Linked DNA regions of Mus musculus: region 2 is linked to region 1. The links are chromatin loops, found by intact Hi-C in ENCODE. Cell type or tissue: heart. All regions are shown on one strand.

The links. A loop is a pair of places that touch in the nucleus more often than their neighbours do. Peaks named below come from ENCODE experiments on the same cell type or tissue, not always from the same donor. Only the 100,000 strongest peaks of a DNase experiment are listed, where the experiment ranks them.
Region 2: a loop joins it to region 1, with 2.5 times the contacts of the local background. A loop is called at or near these places in 4 of 42 quality-filtered maps.

What each region holds. Positions count from the first base shown.
Region 1 is chr13:74,338,227-74,343,226 of GRCm38, forward strand. It overlaps Sdha (succinate dehydrogenase complex, subunit A, flavoprotein (Fp)), which reads right to left. Exons shown (of 15, transcript NM_023281.1): 4 at 1,346-1,489; 5 at 821-985. Among named protein-coding and RNA genes, the nearest start is that of Sdha, 9.5 kb to the right of the region's middle. In heart, a CTCF peak has its summit at 3,000 (motif pointing right); no DNase peak of the experiment used is centred here.
Region 2 is chr13:74,491,749-74,496,748 of GRCm38, forward strand. Zfp825 (zinc finger protein 825) reads right to left here and starts at 2,213. Exons shown (of 5, transcript NM_001377115.1): 1 at 2,102-2,213. In heart, no CTCF peak of the experiment used is centred here; a DNase peak (open chromatin) is centred at 2,273; H3K4me3 peaks cover 1,363 bases; H3K27ac peaks cover 988 bases.

The DNA.
Region 1 (5,000 bases):
CATGCCCCAGTGAGTATATGGGCAAAAGAAACTGGTCTTGTTTTCCTTTTTGGTGGTGGGAATCCAGGAGGTTGCACAAGACTGGGGGCACACCTGGGAAGACTGAGAAGTGAGTGTGACTAGGGTACATGATGTGAAACTCCTCCCCCAAAAAATCAGTAATAATATTATGTTAGAAAGAAAGAGTACTTTCTCTGTTCTTGGCATGTTATGCAGCACAAATTCAAAATAGTAAGAAATGATTACCAACTCAACTTTCCAATACAGACATAAGGAGTAACATACTGACTTAGAGACAGCTTTCACAATATGTGTTCAATACTTTCAGATTAATAATTATTTCAGGTATCTTACTATCTGTGTTAATTTTTTTGTCAATTTGACAGACTAGAATCATCAAAGAAAGACCCTCAACTGAAAAAAATGTTACCATAAAGTTGGACTAAAGGCAGGCCTTTGGAGGCATTTCCTTTACTGATGATGTGAATGGGTCCTGCCACTGGGTGTGGTACCATACCATGGCAGGTTCAGAGCTATATATAAAAGTAGGCTGAGCAAGCCATAGGAAACAAGTCACAAGCAATGTTCCTCCAAGGGTTGCACAGCAATTCCTTCCTCAAGCTCTTGCCCTGACTTCTCTTCATGATGGACTAAAACTATAAAGTGAAACAAAACCTTTCCCTAAGTCGATTTTGGTTTCAGTCTTTGTCACAGCTATCAAGGTAGAACATTATTTTTTTTTCTTTTTTAAAAAATAACCCATAGGATGACATTTCCACTGTTATCATAAATACCATCCTTAACACCAAGTCAGCCTTACTCTTCCATACAACGTGTGTAAGAGTGAGTGGCCTGTCCGATCAGCCACACAGCAACACCGATGAGCCTGCCCGCCTTTCCCAAACTTGAGGCTCTGTCCACCAAATGCACGCTGATAAATCTTCCCATCTTCAGTTCTGCTAAATGGCATACCATAATTTTCTAGCTGTGAAACACAAAACAAGCAAAAATATATTATCTTAAACAAGTAAAAAACAAAACAAACAAACAAAAAACCTCATTTTTGTACCAAATTTGCACCAAACCCAAAACCTAAACTTCAATACTAGCATATTCTATGAAAACACTGATAATTCCGGGAGAATAAACTATCTTCTTAAATGAACTGAATAGTTACAGGAAAAACTTTCCTCATTGGCTCATCATTACCAGGGATGGGACCCTAGAGCTCAATTGCAGTAGGCATGCATTCTCCAGGAGCCTTATCCCCAGCCCGTTTTTATTTTTACACTGATTCTTTTGTAATACAAGCAGAGCACATACACAAGAGTTTCCCGTCAGTTACCTCAACCACAGAGGCAGGAGCTTGCTCTGTCATGTAATGGATGGCATCCTGATCCCCCAGCCAGTCGGAGCCTTTCACAGTGTCATAGAAATGCCATCTCCAGTTGTCCTCTTCCATGTTCCCCAGAGCAGCATTGATACCTCCCTGGAAATACCATACAACTGCTTACATATCTTAACAGTCTCTGCAGCCCACCTCCCCCTCAGATCTGATTCAGGGACAGCAAACTCCGTATGTGGTGACTCTTCATGAGGGTTAAGGAGCTGTAAGGCAGGACAGATTCCAAGTCATGAGACTTCCCGAGTAGACAGATGGCTTAATTCTTATTTGTAATGGGAATGTTACTTGATCTCCAGGCCTGTAAAGACTAGAAAAGATCCTTGTAACTTAGCCATTGTTTATCTACCTAACAACTGAAGATGTTCAACAAATCTATCTGGAAATTTTATACATAGAGTCTCACTGTATAGCCTACCTTAGAACTTCCTTTGTAGACAAGGCTGGCTTGAACTCATAGAGATTCTCCTGCCTCTGCTTCTACCTCCTTCCAAAGTACTAGGGTCACCATGCCTGGTCTCCATCTTATATTTCAATTCATCCCTTTTATGTAAACTTTTTATAAAAGAAGGTACCTGTGTATGATCTGATTGTTTCTCAATCGTTCATGTATCAGAAGGAGACACAATACACAGTACAATGGTGGACCCTTTAGCTTTTGGGGATATGTCCTCTTGAGAGGAATTAAAGTAGTTTTCACTAGATCTTAGATAGTTCTTGTAAGTGTTCCTGTAAAAAAGCAAGACTAGTCCAGTCACTGAGCCACTGCTGTGGACTCAGTTGCCGCCCCCTCCAGCCTCCTAGAGTCCTGATAATCCCTGTTGTGTTGTATCCGGTCCCCCTCCTCCTCCCCACTTCTCCTGTAGCTGTCTTCTGCAGGGTTTCTACCGAGGAAAAGAAATCATATCCTATGTCTCCTGTCCAGAACCTCCACTCTTTCGACCCCTTTGCTGATGTAAGTAAGGGTGATGGCCTCCTTTCTGCAGGCACTGAGGATTATACCCATGTAAGAATTCAACAGAGAAACGGCAGGAAAACCCTTACTACTGTCCAAGGGATTGCTAATGATTTACCACAAAAAGGAACTAGTGAAGGCATTTAAGAAGAAATTTGCCTACAATTGTACTATAATTGAGCATCCAGAATATGAAGAAGTAATTCAGCTCCAGGTGACCAGCACAAGAACACATGCCATTTTCTGACAGAGACTGAACTAGCTAAGGACAATCAGCAGAAGGTTCATGGTTTTAACTGCTGTGACTCTCTGAACCTTCTGTGAGAACTTTCTTGCAATGAGTACAATCTCCCTTCTGTCCCTTGTCAGGGGTTTAAAAACCTCAAAGCCTGTATAATGTAACAATCTGGGGTCCTCTTTTAATCTGGACTAGTGTAACTCCTTCATGCAATAAATTGAAAAGAGCCATGTTGCTTAGTCTTCAAGTCCCTCATTTAAACAGCTCAAACAGTAAGACCTGGCAGCTTACATCCTGAAACAGAGCGATAACAATGTTTCAGTCAAGCATAGTCCCCTGCACTAAGAGAATTTCACCATTACAATGGCCCAGGTCAAAGAGAAGCTGGAGTACCACACCAGCTATACCACTAGAGGGAGTCCCTGCCAGTAAAAAGAACCCCTGGTGTCTGACTAGGTAGGCAGAATTCAGAAAGGGCCACCTTTTCAGAGAGGTGATAAACATATTGCTGGCCACCAGGGTCGTCTTTTGAATCAGATATATCCTAGCCGAGAGACACTGAAGGATGAAGGTAGCTTGTTATTAGTCAAGCTGATGCCACAGGTCCTGTGGCTAGCTGCAGAGGTTTCAAATCACTAGCAGCAGCTGTCCAGTGTCATATGAAGTAACAAACTTTTGTTGTTTCACTTTGAGTTTTTTTCGTTGTTTTCTTTTCCCTTCCAGTTTTAATGTTATGTAAGGTATTTAAACCTTTATTTAAATAAAACTTGTTTTCAGGAAAAAAAAAACAAAAACAAAACCCAAAACTAAGTCTATCTATTTTCTGGTCTTCGGTCTGGTAACATGACTTCTTCCTCTCATAAGATCATAGCATGGTGGAATTTGCCATTTTACCTTGCTGGCAAGGGACTCCTCACCAAAGGCCAACTGTATAGGGCTACCCAATTTTTGGACTTTAAATACACATATCTTATTCCCTTTTCCTTTCAATTGTTGTTCAGTAAGCTTTGTAAAAGCTGACCTAAGCTGAATTTCTTCCCTTTTCATTACTACTGTGCCTCAGTATTCCCAGTTATGGTATCTTTCAGTTTGGATGAGTTACAAGGAAGAACTAAGAACCGTGTGGGAACCGAATAAATGTTAGCTACTTTCTTTTCTTCTTTATTCAACCCCTCCAATGTAAAGACAAGATGATCTTTATAACTTTTAGTTGCATATTTATAGCAGGATACAAAAGCTATTTTGAAACAAAATGTGTAACTGATAGTACCCATCACTTTACTGTTGCCTGAAAACCAGGCCACAAATGCTGTCTTCTGAGAGCTCTCAAATCTCCAGAACTACAGACTTACTCTACCTACAGCTAATTCTTCTTAATAATTAGTTGCCATACTATTTTCTCCCGCTGTTATGACTACACTACCCATCACATTACAACTTTACAACAGTAGTAAATTTATTCTGGTCTCCTTTTTCCTCTAGGCCATAATTTCTTCCAGTATGTTTTAATTCTTTCACTTACAAACCACCTTTGCAACTAAGTGCTCAAAGCATGCTTCAGCAAAAAACGAGATGAAGGAGGCTTTTCCAGCTCCTAGGAACCATCAAACTTTGCTACTGGCTTAGAAAAAACTAATCCACATACCGGGAAAGATAATCAAACATGATTCTACTACCCATATAAAGATTAGTGTTACTAACAGTGATCCCAGTGATCCAAGAATGAAAATCCTTGTCATTTTCTACACTTGAGAGATTCAAAGTCCAGTATTTTTCTATTCTTTACATCCATGCCATCAAAGCTCACCGTTATCCATGTAGTATAGATTTTGATGATCCCCAAAAAGGCTCATGTGCTAAAGGCACATGGTGCTACTGGTGGATGGTGGAACCTTTAGGAGGTGAGGCCTAATGAGAGTTTAAGCACTGGGGTATGTCCTTGAAGGGGATATGGTACCCTGACTTCTCTATTGTTTGTACTTCCTGGCTGCCCTGAGATGAGGAAAGTAGCATCCTGTACCATATGCTCCCTCAGTGATGTAATGTGCTGCCTTAGGCTCAAAGAGCTTAGCCACGTGATCCACAGCTTGGCTGGAATCTCTGACCACAAATCAAACTAAGTCTGACTCTGTTTAAGTTTATTATCTCAGGTATTTGTCTCAGTGATAAAAAGCTGTCTAAACTTAAGATCTGGACTGTGCAAATATATATATTATTAATACATACATATATATATTTACCAGGGAATCAATGTGGAAGAAAATATGTCTCCATGATAGGGAGACATACAGGAGGCAGGACAGCTGGGAAAAGACCCATGTATGAAAATAACAATGAGGTGCCAATCCCACAATGGTCCCGAGGTAGAGATTACCAGCAGTGACTTGGAAAGTGAGAATGAATGA
Region 2 (5,000 bases), 150 kb after region 1:
GAGAGCAATCATATTCATATATATATATATATATATATATATATATATATACACACAAAACAAATCTTTAAAAAAGAAAAAAAGAATGAATAGAAGTTGTGGTGGAGAGGTGTTGCAAAAGCCATGTCTTGTGCTAAGTAAAGCTCTTAAGAATAGCAGCTTGTATTCTACTTACAGAGGGAAGATGGAAATCAATGGGAGACTTCTAAGAAGACCTCACCTTCCTCTAAGAAGCTGCACAAGGAGGTTACCCCTTATCTCAAGAACATTACTCCTGGGCAGTAAAGACGCACGCTTTAATCCCAGCACTCGGGAGGCAGAGGCAGGCGGATTTCTGAGTTCAAGGCCAGCCAGATCTACAGAGTGAGTTCCAGGACAGCCAGGGCAACACAGAGAAACCTTGTCTCAATAAATAAATAAATAAATAAATAAACAAACAAACAAATAAATAAAAAAAATTTAAAAAAAAGAAAAAAGAAAAAAAAAAAGAGTTGGGTTCTGAGGATATAAACTATCATGAAGGCCTTGGCCCCAGGCCATTACCAGCTCTCCCAAGGACTTTCCTGGCTTTAGAAAGGGAACTCTATTTAATTCTCAATACATTGTAACCTCAGAAAAAGCTCCCAAGGCCTAGGCTCCAGACCATTATTGGCTCTGCAAAGTAAGTTCCCGGGTTTGAGAAGCAGTTATATCATTCTTTATACATGAGAACTTTAGGGAAAGATTTACTTGATAAGGCTAGCCCTCCATACAACAATGTTTCTTTCTTCTCTCCCTCTCTCTCCATCTCTCTCTGTTTATTTATTTACATTCTAACTGTGGCCCATGGTCTTGTTGCCCCTCCCAAGGTTCTTTACGCTCCTCCCCCTTCCCTTTGCCTGTGACACCTTGCTCCATCACTCCATCTCCACTCCTCTCATCCACTCCTCACCTTCCTCATTCTTCTTCCCGGGGGAATCAAGTCTACAAGATTAGGTGTATAGTCTCCTATTCGGTACAGATTAGCAGTCCTCTGCTACATATGTTCCTGGGACCATGGACCAGCCCATGTATTCTCTTTGGTTGATGGCTTGGTCTCTCTGAGCTCCCGGGGGTCTAGGTTACATGATACTATAGGTCTTCTTAAGGGACTGGCATCCCCTATAGCTCCTTCAATCCTTCCCCTAACTCTTCCATAGGGTCCCTGACTGGAGTCCATTGGTTGGCTGTAAGTATCTGCATCTGTCTCAGTTACTGGTAGAGACTCTCAGAGGACAGCCATGCTCAGCTCCTGTCTGCAAGCACATAGGTGTTTTTCCTTCTCAAATGGATGTCAACCAGTGGAGTGGCAGAACAATGCTTTTCTCAATTAGACAATGGGAGCTTTAGGCACACCAGGCCTTCATGTTGGTTGTGACTCTGTTAAGGATGGATTGAGCAGCTTGTTACAGACCTGCTTTTTGCTTTGAGCATGGGCCAAGTGGCTGATTGTACATCACAGTTGTCTCTCCTTTGTTATAGTTTGGAGCCAGCTGTGTAGACAAACCTGGTGAGCTAACATGTGAATCCTAGCATCCTAGTCTCTAACCGGCCTGCTTAGCATACTAACCTGTGGGGTGTTTTTGACACAGTCCTCCATCAGCTAAATGCTACTTACTGTCACTATTTCCTAAGCTTGGTAAACCCTTTACATCATCAATTCTACTCTTCTACATCTCAGCTTAACATGGGAGTGCTACCCAACACATGAGATGCCTTTTAACAGCTCCACAAAATTAACTACAAATGGATCTTATACTTAATAGGTAAATGCTGGGGGCAAAACTTATAGAAGATTCAAGAGAAACTAGGGCTTTCCATGTTTGGCATCCTGCCCGTGATATTTCTACAAGCAAGCCCCTAATCCTAATGTTTTGAGCTGATTCAGCCCTGATACTGATGTTATTCAGAGTTCACCGCCTGTTTTAGCAAGTGAGGAGCATCACAAAGGTCCGCACAATTGGCCACATCTGGTTACATCTGGCTGAGGCTTCCCATCCAGCCCCAGAGAGGACCCACCACCTCAGCTCCCACTGCTCAGCCACCTGCCCCTATCCATTATAGACAGTAACCATGCGCTCACCATGTTTCAAAAACGGAGCTTACTTGACGTCCCCTCACAGCACCCAATAGCAGCGCTCAAAGAAGACACGGAGAAACATTCAAGCCTGTACAGCAAAAAACAAACTTCCAGTAAGGCTTCCGGAAGAAACCGAGTCGTTGTGTGACTGGCAGTTCCGCCCGGAAGCCTTGATTGGCCAGCGAGTCTTACCCCTCCTCTAGTTTAAAGTGTGCTTCCTGTCCGGGGCAGGTCCTTTTACAGATCTCGGGAGTCGTTTGCATTCGGGTAGCTTTTGGTGTCTGTCCTCCTAGAGCCTCATCTATCTGTGGTCCCATGCAGCCCTGGAAGAGGATCCACTATCGTCGCTCAGGCTGTTCATCCGCCTGCTCCTCCCCTTTGTGGGCAGTGATCTAGCACTCACCATGTCTCAATTTCGGAGCTCGCTTAAGGTCCCCCACCGCACCCAACGCAGTACTCAAAGCAGGACAGAAAGGACTATTCATGCCTGCACAACAAAACGAACCGGCAGGAAGCCACCCTAAACAACCCTCATTGTCTGACTTGCAGGTCCGCCTGGGGGCCTTGATGGGCCAGTGAGTCTTACCCCTCCTCAGGGTTAAATAGAGCTTGCAGTCCCGGGTCAGACCTTTTCCAGATCTCTGGTCTGACTTGCTCTCCAGTAGCATTTGTGTCTATCCTCCAAGCCTTGGGAGCTCAGGCTGTTCAGCTGCCCCCTACTTCCCGTTTTGACAGTGGTCCTGCACTCACCATGACCTACTTCCTGGCTTGCTTGAGCTTTCCTCACAGCACTTTCCCTTCTTCCTGAAATCAAGGTGGATAGCCTTTTATGAACTGAGAGTGGAGGTATCATTCTGGCTCACCAGTGGAAGGATGCCCAGGATATTAATATGAAAGAGGATTTTAGGATACAAGAGTTTTGTTTTGTAGCTTGATGCTGGCTTCAGGGAAACTGCAGGTCCTTTTCACCAAAAAGGTATGAAACAACCTTGGGAGAAAAGCAGGAAAGAGATGACAAACAGTGTAGAGCACTGTTGTTAGCCAGCGCATCTTCCTCAGTGGCAGGGTGGAGACAAACCACACTTGTATTAATTAGTACAGATAAATGTACCTCATCTCATAGGACGAATTTCTCTATGTATGTAGAAAGGGGATTAATAGAATGTCTCACAGACAGTGGTCCTCCTAGCCCAATAATGGCTGAGCACGTTCATTGCCAAGGGAAACAAGAAAAATCAAGGACTTGTTGAGTTCACATTGCTTGATATCTCAGCAGATCTTGAGAACTTACCATAATTCTGAAGAAATACGTACTTACTAATGCAGTTTAGAAACAAAACAAAACGAATGAATGAACAAACAAAACACCTTGCTAAAAAATATAGGGAAAGAAGTAGACAATTTGAAAGAACTTTCCTGTTTAAGGTCCTTTATGTATGTAGGTTTCAGAAAGAATGTGTAGCCTGGATTAAAGGTGGATCTTAAACTCTCAAAAGACCAAGATATAGCAAGGGTTTCTCACTTCAAAAGAAATAATTAAGAAAACTCCCTTACAGGATACAGGGTTAGAGTTAGGGGATTAGAGGGTTAGAATTAAGATAAAGATTGTTTAGATTAGGGTTAGAGTGGTTAGGGTTACAGGTTTAGGGTTAGGCTCAGGGTTAGCACAAAGATTTTGCTGTGCTATGTGAAATCAGCTCCTGTCTCTTCTCTCATCTGCCTTCCCAGTCCTCTTTTTCATAGTATCAGCATCTTCCTTCCTGCCCCAAGGAAAGTCATAAGGGGGCTATGCAAGAACCTGGAATTCCCTGATGGGAAATAGGTTTACTCTACTCAGGGGCCCAGTTCACATACAACAGAAACCCACTACTTCTTCGGTTGTTCTAAATTTCACCTAAGGAATCCTCTAAAATGTAAGCAATCATGGGACTTGGTGTCTTTTTTTGATAATGATATCATAAAACATAGGCCATTTAATTTTACCAGGTTAGTAATATAACCACATGGCACAAGATCAAATGGTAGCCACCATTATTCTTGATGGTCCCACCGAGTCAATAGTATCCCTATTACACAAAGAAGAAATATCAGACTTACAAAGTATTCATTTTGCATCTTAATGTTTTGTTTTGTTCTGATTCTAGTAACTTCTACCTTACAGATTTAATGGCTCCTCAAAAGAACCTAAAAGTTTTCCCAGCCACATGCCTCCAAAAGTGGCATACTAACAAAGGAAACAAAGAATTTGATACTCACAGATCCCAACAGACAAGGATAAGCTAAGTGTTAGTAAGGCATTTTTTTTTAAGATTTATTTTTTTTATGTCCATGAATATACACTGTAGCTGTCCCCAGACACACCAGAAGAGGGTGTTGGATTCCATTACAGATGGTTGCAAGCCACCATGTGCTTACTGGGAATTGAACTGAGGTCCTCTGGAAGAGCAGTACATGCTCTTAACAACTGTGCTATTGCTCCAGCCCGAGGAAGGCATTTTTAATGTGACTGATTTTAGAATATCCACAGTCTCATAAGAAACACCTTGTCAATTTTGTGTATGTAAACCCAGTGAATTCACTGACATCTTTCATTGAACTATGATAATTTTGAGATGTGGTGCCATTGAGAACTTAGAAAGAGGGGATAAACATAGCTTGTTCACCACCCCTGAACAAATGTTGTCATAGTAGAATGTGAATTTATTTGTTAAACTTATTGTATCTTATGATATAACAAATATAAAATGTTAGAATGATCGAAAGAAAGAAATAGTTTTAATAAAGAAGGATTTATATATAGATTAGGTTGGAAATTTCCAAAAATGAGAATTAAAAAAATCCTACAAAGCCTTTGGAAGTTCTGAAGGAATAAGTGAGGCATTTAAGGCACTTAAAGTATGAC